Linked DNA regions of Mus musculus: region 2 is linked to region 1. A link is a loop called in an ENCODE intact Hi-C map of the cell type or tissue named here. Cell type or tissue: left cerebral cortex. All regions are shown on one strand. Links, peaks and the distances in the headings refer to the core of each region. The heading gives the core; the rest is flanking DNA. Region 1 has its middle 7.5 kb from the start of Gm39071. Region 2 overlaps Usp47 (ubiquitin specific peptidase 47).

Region 1 (5,383 bases), core at 104-5,103:
TTTAGTGTTTTACCTTTTTGTGCACACACACACATGTGTACATGCACGTTATTAGTGCACCTGTTGAGGTGAGAGGTCACCTTTTGGTATCATGTCCTCTTCTGCTATGTGGGTCCCAGGGATCAAACTCAGGACACACACCCTAGTGTTACCAGACCTAGTGTCACCAGCCCTAGTGGCAAGTGCCTTCACCTGCTGAACTGTTTTGCTGGCCCTTAGTTTGTTTTTTATTCTTTGACTGTTGCATATAAGTTTATATTTTATTTATATAAATTTACATATTAATTTATACATTAAATATCAATATACATTTATAATTTTATCCCGTCTCACTCAAATTACTCTTGCTATCCCCCTCTCCTGCTGAAACCCTTATTTACAAGTCTGTCCCTTTTTTGTGCATGCGTTATCCACTGAGTTTAAGTATGGCTACCTGTGTAAGCATGGGTAGGGGGCCATTTACTGGAGCAGCATATCAGCAGCTACATCACTGAATAAAGTGACATTCTTCTCAGAGCCACTTTCAACTGCTACCTTATTTATTTTCTTGAGACTGGGTTTTCCGTAGTAGCCCAGACTGCCTTCAAATTCACTATATAACTGTGGACAACCTTGAACTTCTAATAATCTTGTCTTCAGGTCCTGAGTGCTGGGATCATAGGTGTGTGCCACCACTGTGCTGTGTCCCCAGCCCCTTCTTCATAGTGTCTAATGTTTTCCATGAATTCTACCTTAAACACAACTCTAGATTATTGCATAGAATTGTTATGGGAGTACCAAATGCTATTATTTAGTGTGTGTGTGTGTGTGTGTGTGTGTGTGTGTGTGTGTGTGTGTGTGTGCTGTGATGTAATGTGTGTAGTTGTCTGTGTCACTGCATTGTGTGTGTGGAAGGGGTATCCATGTGCATGCCCAGGGAAGTCAGGGGTTGATGTTTGTCTTGTTTTAAGACAGGGTTTTGTGTTAAACCTGGACCTCACTAGCTAGGCTAGTCTAATTGATGAATATGCTTTAAGGACCCATCTGTCTCTGTTTCCTCTCCCCAGTGTCAGGGTTACAGACCACAGAGCTCACTTTTTATATGGGTTCTAGGGATCTAAACTCAGTCCTGACACTTGCAGGGCAAGCACCTCGCCAACTGAACCATTGCCCCAGCTCAGTGCATAGTATTTTCTCGTTTGAAACAGAGTCATGGGGCTGGAGAGATGGCTCAGCAGTTAAGAGCACTGACTGTTCTTCCAGAGGTTCTAATTTCAATTCCCAGCAACTGCAGGGTGGCTCACAACAATCTATAATGGGATCTGATGCCCTCTTCTGGCATGCAGGTGTACATGTAGAAAGAGCGCTCATATACAAAATAAATCTTTTTAAAGGAAAAAAGAGAGTCATACAAGATAGCCCAGGTATTGAACTCCCAGTCCTCTGACCTCAGCCTCCCGTGTGCTGGAACTACACAGGTGCCAGCTGCTGTACTTGGCTTAAGTTTTATCTTTATAGACATAGTGTGTGCTCTAAAGTGAGTCTACTTCTGTCTCTGTGCTTTGGCTGTCTCTGTCCTCTCCTGTTCTCAGGAGTCCTGAGGGTCTTGAGTATAAAGATGCTGAAAGGGGTAAGGTGGACGGAACAGGTCAGGAGCTTCAGATGCCACTCTCCACGAGCAGAATAGTCTGAGGACACTCTGGACACAGAGAAAATAAAAAAACAGAAGAAACAAAAACCAAAACCCTCTGAGTTGTAATAGCTGCGTTTGCAGACTTGGACTTTAAAATGAAGCCATCACAGAGTAGCATACAACCCCCTTGAGTCTCCCCTTAACTCAGGCCTGGCCTGAGCTTCTCAAGCCACGTTCCAGAGTGGCTGCAGCAGGGATCCCTTTAGCCCATGGCTGTAGCCAAAAGCAGTGGTTATGTTTTAAAACTCACCCTGCTGCTACATATTTTACTTCTTTGTAAGCTTTAGATATTTAAAAATAAAATCCTAAAGATAAGTGAGATGTGTGTGTGTGTGTGTGTTTGGCGGGGGGGGGGGGTTCCATGCCTGTGATCTACGCATTTTCGAGGCCTAGAAGATTGTGAGTTCGAGGCCAGCCTGGTCTATGTGATAAAATCTCATCTCAAACCAACCAACCAGCCAGCATCCCTTAGTAAGGAACCACATTGATTGATCTGTGGAGGTCATCATCGTCCTTCCCCTGCCCTCGTGCTTACACCCGTGAACACCCACAGGGTGTTTGTGCGATGCGGGTGCTCTTCTCCAAAGTATTAGGCATACCTCTGGGTACAGAATTCATTTGGAGCAGGACTTGGCCTTGGGTCTAAAACCTGCTCAACATTTAAGTGTGCACCCAGAGGAGCATTTGTTGCAGCAGAATTCCGAAATCTGAGCAACCTTTGGCAGCTGAAGGCTGAGAGGGAAAAACAAACAAACAAACCCAACAACCCATCCAGAGCCTTTTCCCAAAGCTGAAATGTTTACGTTGGATGCAAATATGGCCTGAGGTTTCAGGAAGAGGGTGGGGATGGTTAAGGGTGGAGGGCCGTGGGAACAGCGCCACCTTGTGGTCTCATCATTACTTTCCAGAGCAGCTATAGCTGCAGTGCCAGCTGCCACCAGACTGGGGCGGACATTTTGGACTTAGGACTTTGATTCGGAGACTGGGAGACATCTGCACTAGAACCTAGCTCCGACAGGCCCAGCTGCCTGACTCAAAAGACTTCATTAAAGACTACTCTGGCACAGCTACATAGTTGTTGAAGAAGAGGCGGGGGGGGGGGGCGGGGGAGAAGGGCGTGTGGCTGGCACTCATGAGACCATTTGGATCTGGAGGGACTGGCAGAGAGCCTGGAAGACCACGCCCAAGCTGGGAAGCTGGGGAACCAGGCGGTCTGCATTGGGAAGGCAGAAGGCAGATGGGTTGGCCACTCCTTCCCTTAGCTCTGTCTTGGTGTGTCTATTGGTCTCTCCCGTTGCTGCCCCCCATCACCCCAACACAGGGTACCAGGAAGGTAAAATAAGATGGCAGTTTCCTAGAACATCGGAAGTCCCAGAGGCACCCGGAGCTCTTCCCTTCCTCACCTTCTCAGTGGGACTCTCAAGCACAACACATCTCTGTCTGAGACAAAGATGACTGCCACCACAGGCAGGGAACACGAAAGTCATCTGTGCTTTTTTCCTCTAACAGCTACATCAAAATAAGTATACGAAGCAAATAAAAATTAATTTGGATACTATATTTTGTTTCATCCAACAGATCTGATGTCTTGGCATTTTAACATGTTAAGAAAATAGAATTCAGAGCTAGGCATTGTGGTACACAGCTGTAATTCCAGTGCTTGAGAGACTGAGACAACAGGATTGTGAACTAGAGTATCCTGGACTAAAACAGAGAGACCATCTGACAAACAAAGATAAACAAAAGAGTAATGTTATCTTTAGCTCCACTTCCCACCCTGGTTCTAAGGCTTTGGGATTCTGTATGTATTTTACTAGATTGGAAACACACAGATGCACACACACACACACCAGCAGCAGTTAGCACAAGAAAGGACATAGGATTCTTTGGTAGTTGGTAGAAGAGACCAACATGACCTGGCAAAGTCACATGGAGGCATTCACACTGGGCCATGGTGGCTGTGTGAGATTTAGAAAATGAAGTGACGAGTGTTTGGCCTGAGGAAGATGGATTATCCATCCCTGTTCTACTGGATCATGTCTGTCTCCCCTCCAATCTCCCCCCATCAGTACACACACACACACACACACACACACACACACACACTCTCATGTATGCACACACAGGTGTGGAGGTCAGAGCGCAGCTTCAGATGTCTCTCCTCAGGCATTGCTCGCCTTGATTTTTGAGACAGATTGCTCACTGACCTAGAACTCACTGAGTAGCCTAGTCTGGCTGGCCAGTGAGCCTGAGATCTGCCTGTCTCCGCAGCAGTGCTGTGATTCCAAGCACACACCACCACACATGGCTCTTAAAAATGATTGTTATTTTAAACAAACAAACAAACAAACAAACAAACAAACCAGGGGTTCTGGAGCCCCAGTCGGACCCTCCCGCTATCAAGCCAGCATTAATGACTGAGATGCTCTCTGGAGTTTTAAAGGATTGACAAAGATCAATAGCAGAAACTTCTCTGGATGCTGTAGAAAAATGTTTCAGGCTGACCCAGTGACCCCATCCCATAAGCCTCTGTGACCCAGTCCCACAGTAAACCTTCCACTGGGGCCCTTCGCTCACCAGTCTCTTCTGAGAACCTCAGAGCCACAGGTGAAGGTGCCCACCTAGCGAGTGGATGTGTTCCCTCATCCACACAGCCTGGTCACAGACAGTCCCCAAACCACAATCCACATCACATGTTCTACTGGGTGTTTGTTTGTTTGTTTGTTTGTTTTGCTTGCTTGCTTGCTTTCTTTCTTTCTTTCTTTCTTTCTTTTTTTTTTTTTTTTTTTTTTTTTTTTTTTTTTGTCTTGACTACCCTGAAACTCACTCTGTAGACCAGGCTGGCCTTGAACTCAGAGATCCACCTACCTCTGCCTCCCAAGGGCTGGGATTAAAAACATGCGCCACCACCACCCAGATTTCCAGTTCTTTTTTATGATTACATTTATGTACTTAGTTTGAGTTGGGGGTACAGGTCACAGCTTGTATGTGGGAGTTGGTTCTCTCCTTATCTCGTGGGTGCTGGGTTTGAAGCTACATGTCAGGCTTAGCAGGAAATGCTTCTACCCATGAGCCATCTCTCTCTAGCCATCTTCAGGTTTTTAGGGCTCAGAATAATTAAGTCAGAGTTGATAGAGCCGACAATTCTACACTTCTCCAGTGGGGAAACTGAGTCCCACTGAGGGAAAGAATGTTGCCAGGTCATGAAGCAAGATTCTCATCTGAGGCAAATGAGAAGGCTCAAAGGGTAAAATAGCACGCCTCACAAGCAGGACAATCCCCGAAACACACAGTAGAAGGAGAGAAACAACTCCCTAAAGTTGCCCTCTAACTTGTACATACATTCCATGGCAAGTACACACACACACACACACACACACACACTATATCCACAGCATACACATAATCACCACTACCACCACCATTATCATCATCACCACCATCATCTCTTCTCTTGGGTCTCCCCCTTCCTGTATCCACTGTAGCCTTAGGCATCTACTAGATGGTCTGGATAAAAGCAGCCATACTCTTATTTATTCATTAATAAATAACAATGGCAAATTCTTTATTAATAATTTATCTCTGGGGTAGGTCGAACAGGTGGGGGCTGACTGACACCTCTCCATGTGGTCTCCACAAGGTCTCCACTGTTTGGGCACTCTTAGTGCCTCACCCCTCCATGCTCTCACCCAGGGTTTGTTCTCAAGGAGG
Region 2 (5,383 bases), core at 72-5,071, 95 kb before region 1:
CATGAACTTCAGTGTTGGCTCACTAGAGTAAGTTTAGCTTCTCTGTGGGTCTTACTAAGAAAGCCTTACCCAAGGGTCAGCAGACTGCAGGCCATGGACATCTGTTCATAAGTTTTTGGCTGATGTTTTCCCACTGTAACATACCTTGAGTTGCAGTACAGACCATCTGACCTACAAAAAATGAGGGTTTAATTTGGTTTGGTGTGTTGTGGTATAGTATGGTTTGGGTTTTTTGAGGCATGGTTTCTCTGTAGCCTTGACTACCCTGGAACTCTCTCTGTAGACTAGGCTGGCCTTGAACACACATAGATCTGCCTGTCTCTGCCTCCTGGGTGCTGGGATTAAAGGTGTGTGCCACCACCAATCAGCAAGACTAAGGGGTTTTTTTTCTTGCTTCTTTCCAGCAAAGCAGTTTGCCCAACCCTTACTTAGCTGTAGTAGGCATTGTGACACACACCCTACTTTATTAAACTTCATCATGTTACCAAAAGGAATGTTTGAACCTTCTCATACATGTGCCATTAATGACAAAAAAGGGTTTTCCTTTTTTTCTGGAATGCTTTAGTATTAGTGTGTCAGTGAATGGTGGTATGACTTTTTTTCAAATAAAGATTTGGTGCTTATAAATAAAAGGTACTGTCTACTTTAAAGGACCTGCTAATCTTTGTTAATTTCTCCTAGCTCAACAAATGCATATATGCTGATATACAGACTGAAGGATCCAACAAGAAATGCAAGTATGTTAGTCTTGAAAACACAGATAACTGCTTTTAGGTGATAGAAAAGTTAACACCTAAGAATTTTGTTATGCCTGGGAAAGTGAATTAAAAACACTGTTATGAAGTAATACTAAGTGATAAAAACATTTTACAAAAATCTATAGATCTGGACATAGTGATAAGTGCTTGTAATTCTAGTTACTTAGAGAAGAAGGCTGAATGAGGCGGAGGCGGGGGTGGGGTTACAATCCTGAGGCCTACTGACAGTTTAACAGGATCTTGTCTCAAAAATAGTAATTTTAAAGAAGCCAAGGCTATAGCTCAGTGATAGAGTTCTTAGTTAACATTCATAAGTCCCAGAGTTCTGATAACCAGTACTGCACATAGGCAGGCATGCAGTCACACACAAGCACACCCACACACAGACAAACGTTGTTGGAAAACTTTTAACAGATTAGGTATTACTTTAAGCTAATACCCTGTGCAGCATCACAGTTCACAAGCTGTGTGTACTAGAGCAAATCACTTGACTTTTCTGAGTCTTTGCAGATTTGTAGACTGGAAATGATGACACCCTGTAGGGTTGTAATACATGAATGGAAGCACATGTTAGGGTCTTGCAGCATAGCCAGTATGCTTGTTTCAGTTTCAAGCTTTCGGGTCTTTTAGTATCTACAAAGTTTGAGAGGACTCCAGATGGCCTGAAGTACTGCAGAAATTGTTTAAAGATCCAATACATTTTTGTGAATCTAGTAAAAAAAAAAAATTGTTATATTTTATTAAGAAACCCAGGGTGGGCAGCAAGATGGCTCAACTGGTATAAGATGCTGTTGCCAAGCCCCATGGCCTGATTTCAATGCCCAGAACCTTCAGAGCTGCCCACTGACCTCCCAAAATAATCCTTAGTGTTAAGTGTGTTTGTCCTTTTCTTTATATTTTTGAATGTTACTACTTTAAATTTTTAGTTGGGGGGGGGGTCCTTGCTAATTCTTACTGATTCACAGTATTGCAAACATGTTAGGATGTGTGTATGTTTGTATCTAGACACATACACAGATGATGAGTTATCCTATATTCTTTTTATAATTCAAATAATCACTGACTTTGATCCTAGCATATTTATTTTTAGTAGCAGATGTGCTCATATATCTGTTTCAACCATTATATATTTTTTTCTCATTTTCATGAACAAAAGTTGGATTGTGGCCTCACCAGTGTATGTTTCAGGACCTGTAGTAGTTTGGCTTAGAGGCACAACTAGGGTTGTAATCCACGCATCCTGTGGATCTTGCCCTTGAAGCGCAGTGCTTCAGCCCCTCTTGGCTAACTAATCCACTCTGGTTCTGTGGCAAACACCAGGGGGCGCTGTGTTACCAGACTGGGAATGCTTTGTAGCTACTTGATTGCAGGAAGGTGTATACAGCAGTGAGGGTTAAGGGAAGTGTGGTGGGAGGGCGGGTGTTGTTTAGACTGGAGTTGATTTCTGGAAACATTGCATTTTTACTCTTTACCAGTCCTATTGATGAATAATACTGATAGTCATTGTTTTCCTTAAAAATCAAACAGTCATTGGCTTTATTCAAGTGTCCTGATTTCATATTGTTTTGAATATGCTTTTAAGTCACATGAAACTGTGCCCAGTTCTGTGCCTCTGCCTTCTTTTGTTAGAAGGCAGCTGAAGAGCTGCATTGAGGAGGAAGGGAAGGTAGTGATGCTGTAGTGATGCTGTAGTGAGTGTAGTGACAGTTTCAGGAGTAAACATTTACTCAATTGTATTACACCAAAGGCAATAACCTTTGGGCCAGGGGCTTTTAATAAATGTAAGGAGCTGAGGGCTGAAGTAAAGTTGCCCAGGGCCACAGAGTTCCTTGGTGAATTTGAAATAAAAAATGACTTGTAAGTTTCCAAGGCTTTTAAAAATTTTGGTATCTTTGTTGGGTTCTAGGATTTGAGCCATTTACTAGATCTGAATATGGTCTCACTATCAGTACCTCTTCACTATTGCCTGAAAGAATGTCTCTGCTCCACATTGAAAGGAAGCACTGTAGAACAAAAAGTGTACAGGAAACTGCTCTGAGTGACACTGTTTTATGTTCCTAGAGTTTCTAGAAGTGGACGAGTACCCAGAACACATTAAGAATCTGGTGCAGAAGGAGAGAGAGCTGGAAGAGCAGGAAAAGAGGCAACGAGAGATTGAACGCAACACGTGCAAGGTTTGATTCCATGTTTGTGAGTGACAACTGCTGCTCAGGTTTGCTCTTCTGACCACTGTCGTTCTGGGGATAACTCAGTCAGTTCTGTGGTCATTAATCAGGTAGTGTGGCTTCATCACAAGGAGAAGTGTGATTTGATACTGAAACCTAGTGATGTGTAGCATGGTGGGCGGTCAATGTTTCTGCAGCAGTGTGAGGCAGGCATTCCCATATCCTGAGTACAGGAGGACTGGGAAACATAGAAATAGAGGCATACTTCAGTTACTGTCCTTTTACCCTCACTGTTCTCTTGTAAACCTTACACAGGACTAGGGACATGCTCAGAAGTTAAAGGCACTGGCTGCTCCTCTAGAGGACCTGGCTTCAATTCCCAGAACCCACATGACAGTTCACAACCACCTTTAACTCCAGTTTCAAGGAATCTGACATCCTTTCTGGACTTCAGGGGCACCAGGCACACACGTGGTGCAGATAGACATGCACGCAAGCAAAGCACCTATACACATTAATTTTTTTTAAGTATATTCAAAACTTAATATTCTTGGAGATAATTTCTCTTAGAGAGATAACCTTGTGAAATTCTTGCAGATATTATAAAAATTTTGAGAAGCATATTAATCAGTCTTTTCCAAATTAGAAAAAAAAACATAAATAAAAAAATTGCTTACATATAATTATATGGTTATTGAAAGTAATGTTTTGAGTTTTTTAAGACATAAGACTTAATCACTGTCAATCAGTTACAAATACAGACAGTAAGAAAAAATAGTCTCAACTATGTTTTTTGGTTTTTAATTACATTGTTTTGACAATGAAGAAAAGTGCTATCTGCCAAAGGATTCAGCTGAGACACTTGATCTAGTGAGTTGATGGTGGTATTTTCTGTTTTGTAGATAAAATTATTTTGTTTGCATCCTGTGAAACAAGTAATGATGGAAAACAAGCTGGAGGTTCATAAGGATAAGACGCTAAAGGAAGCCGTTGAAATGGCTTATAAGGTTAGTGGATGGTTGGACTTAATTTTGGTACCACCAAAGCTTTATAGTTGGAATAGATGATTTAAGTACCTTGAAGTTAACTGTTCATCTTCCTCCGTCCTCCAACTGTTCTTTGAACTATACTCAGTTGATTTTGAAAACTAGTCTGCCTTCTGAATCCTGAAATTAGAATTAGAAACACATTTATTTGTTTCTTTCTGTTTATTTAGCAGGTATCTATTGAGTACCTTCTGTATGAGCCATTAGAGATAACAGAGGGAAGACGGTCTTGGCCTCATGGAATTTATAATCCATTAGGAAAAATTTTTATGGTGGTTTGCAATTATTTTATTGTTTAGGTATCATAATATAAATCAGTAGTAATTTAAGATAATTTATCCTACAACTATAAACATGATAAGGACACAACTGTGTCATTGTATAGTTTGTTATTTTAGGACTGATGAAAAGTGTTAATTAAATATATTTAAGCCAGGCATGGCTGCTCATACCCTGTAATAGTGTTTGAGAGGTGGAAGCAAGAAGATCAAGTGTTCAAGGTCCTCTTCTTTTGCATAGTGGATTCAGGGTCAGCCTGGGTTACATGTGGTTCTTTCTCAAAACAAGCAAACAAACAAACACAAAACTATTTTTATTTTGTGGGGGATTATGTTTTGTTAGATGATGGATTTAGAAGATGTGATTCCCTTGGATTGCTGTCGCCTGGTAAAATATGACGAGTTTCATGATTACCTGGAACGATCGTATGAGGGAGAAGAAGATACACCAATGGGGTTGCTTCTAGGAGGAGTCAAGTCCACATACATGTTTGATCTGCTGTTGGAAACGAGAAAGCCTGATCAAATTTTTCAGTCTTACAAACCTGGAGGTAAGCAATTTTATACTCAAGTTATAATGGACTTTAAATTATTGTAATCAAAGATCAAATACTTTGTTCATAGAAGCAAATGATCTAAATTTTTTATATGTTCTTAAAGTGTGCTTAGTTTTGATAGGTTGAGAAGTAGTCAGCAATTAATTTGAAATTAAGTTCCAGCTTTTGCTGGGTTTGTTGGCACGTGCTGTGATTTCATTAGTGGGGAGGCACATCTTAAGTTCAAATGAACACGTTTTTAAGACCTTGTCTATACACAGAACTTAAATAATGAACAACAGCAACAAGAAAACACCTCTCAGTCTTCAGTAGGGTTCCAATGTGGAGTGCCTGTCAGATGTTGTAAAATGCCTTAGTGATCAATTCAGCTCCCAAGGGTATCTCTGCCACCATCTCCTCCTCTTTCTCCCTTCTCTCTCCTATTCCTTATGGAAGCCAAACACTTCCTTGCTTTGTACAGCTCTGCTGTACAAAGTATATTAAGTATACTCACCTCACAAGAAATTTGCCTGTCATTTCTGAAACCTTGGTGGTGCTTGTGTTAGCCAGACTCTGTACTCTGTGTAGAGTCCCATTAAG

What was found. A loop is a pair of places that touch in the nucleus more often than their neighbours do. Peaks named below come from ENCODE experiments on the same cell type or tissue, not always from the same donor. Only the 100,000 strongest peaks of a DNase experiment are listed, where the experiment ranks them.
Region 2: a loop joins it to region 1, with 7 times the contacts of the local background. A loop is called at or near these places in 30 of 42 quality-filtered maps.

What each region holds. Positions count from the first base shown.
Region 1 is chr7:112,177,755-112,183,137 of GRCm38, forward strand. No RefSeq gene overlaps it. Among named protein-coding and RNA genes, the nearest start is that of Gm39071, 7.5 kb to the right of the region's middle. In left cerebral cortex, for the core only: CTCF peaks have their summits at 1,333 (motif pointing left) and 2,564 (motif pointing left); a DNase peak (open chromatin) is centred at 2,604; H3K27ac peaks cover 755 bases.
Region 2 is chr7:112,083,176-112,088,558 of GRCm38, forward strand. It overlaps Usp47 (ubiquitin specific peptidase 47), which reads left to right. Exons shown (of 29, transcript NM_001357952.1): 15 at 682-737; 16 at 2,820-2,932; 17 at 3,826-3,930; 18 at 4,591-4,798. Among named protein-coding and RNA genes, the nearest start is that of Usp47, 62 kb to the left of the region's middle. In left cerebral cortex, for the core only: CTCF peaks have their summits at 2,078 (motif pointing right) and 2,277; a DNase peak (open chromatin) is centred at 2,081.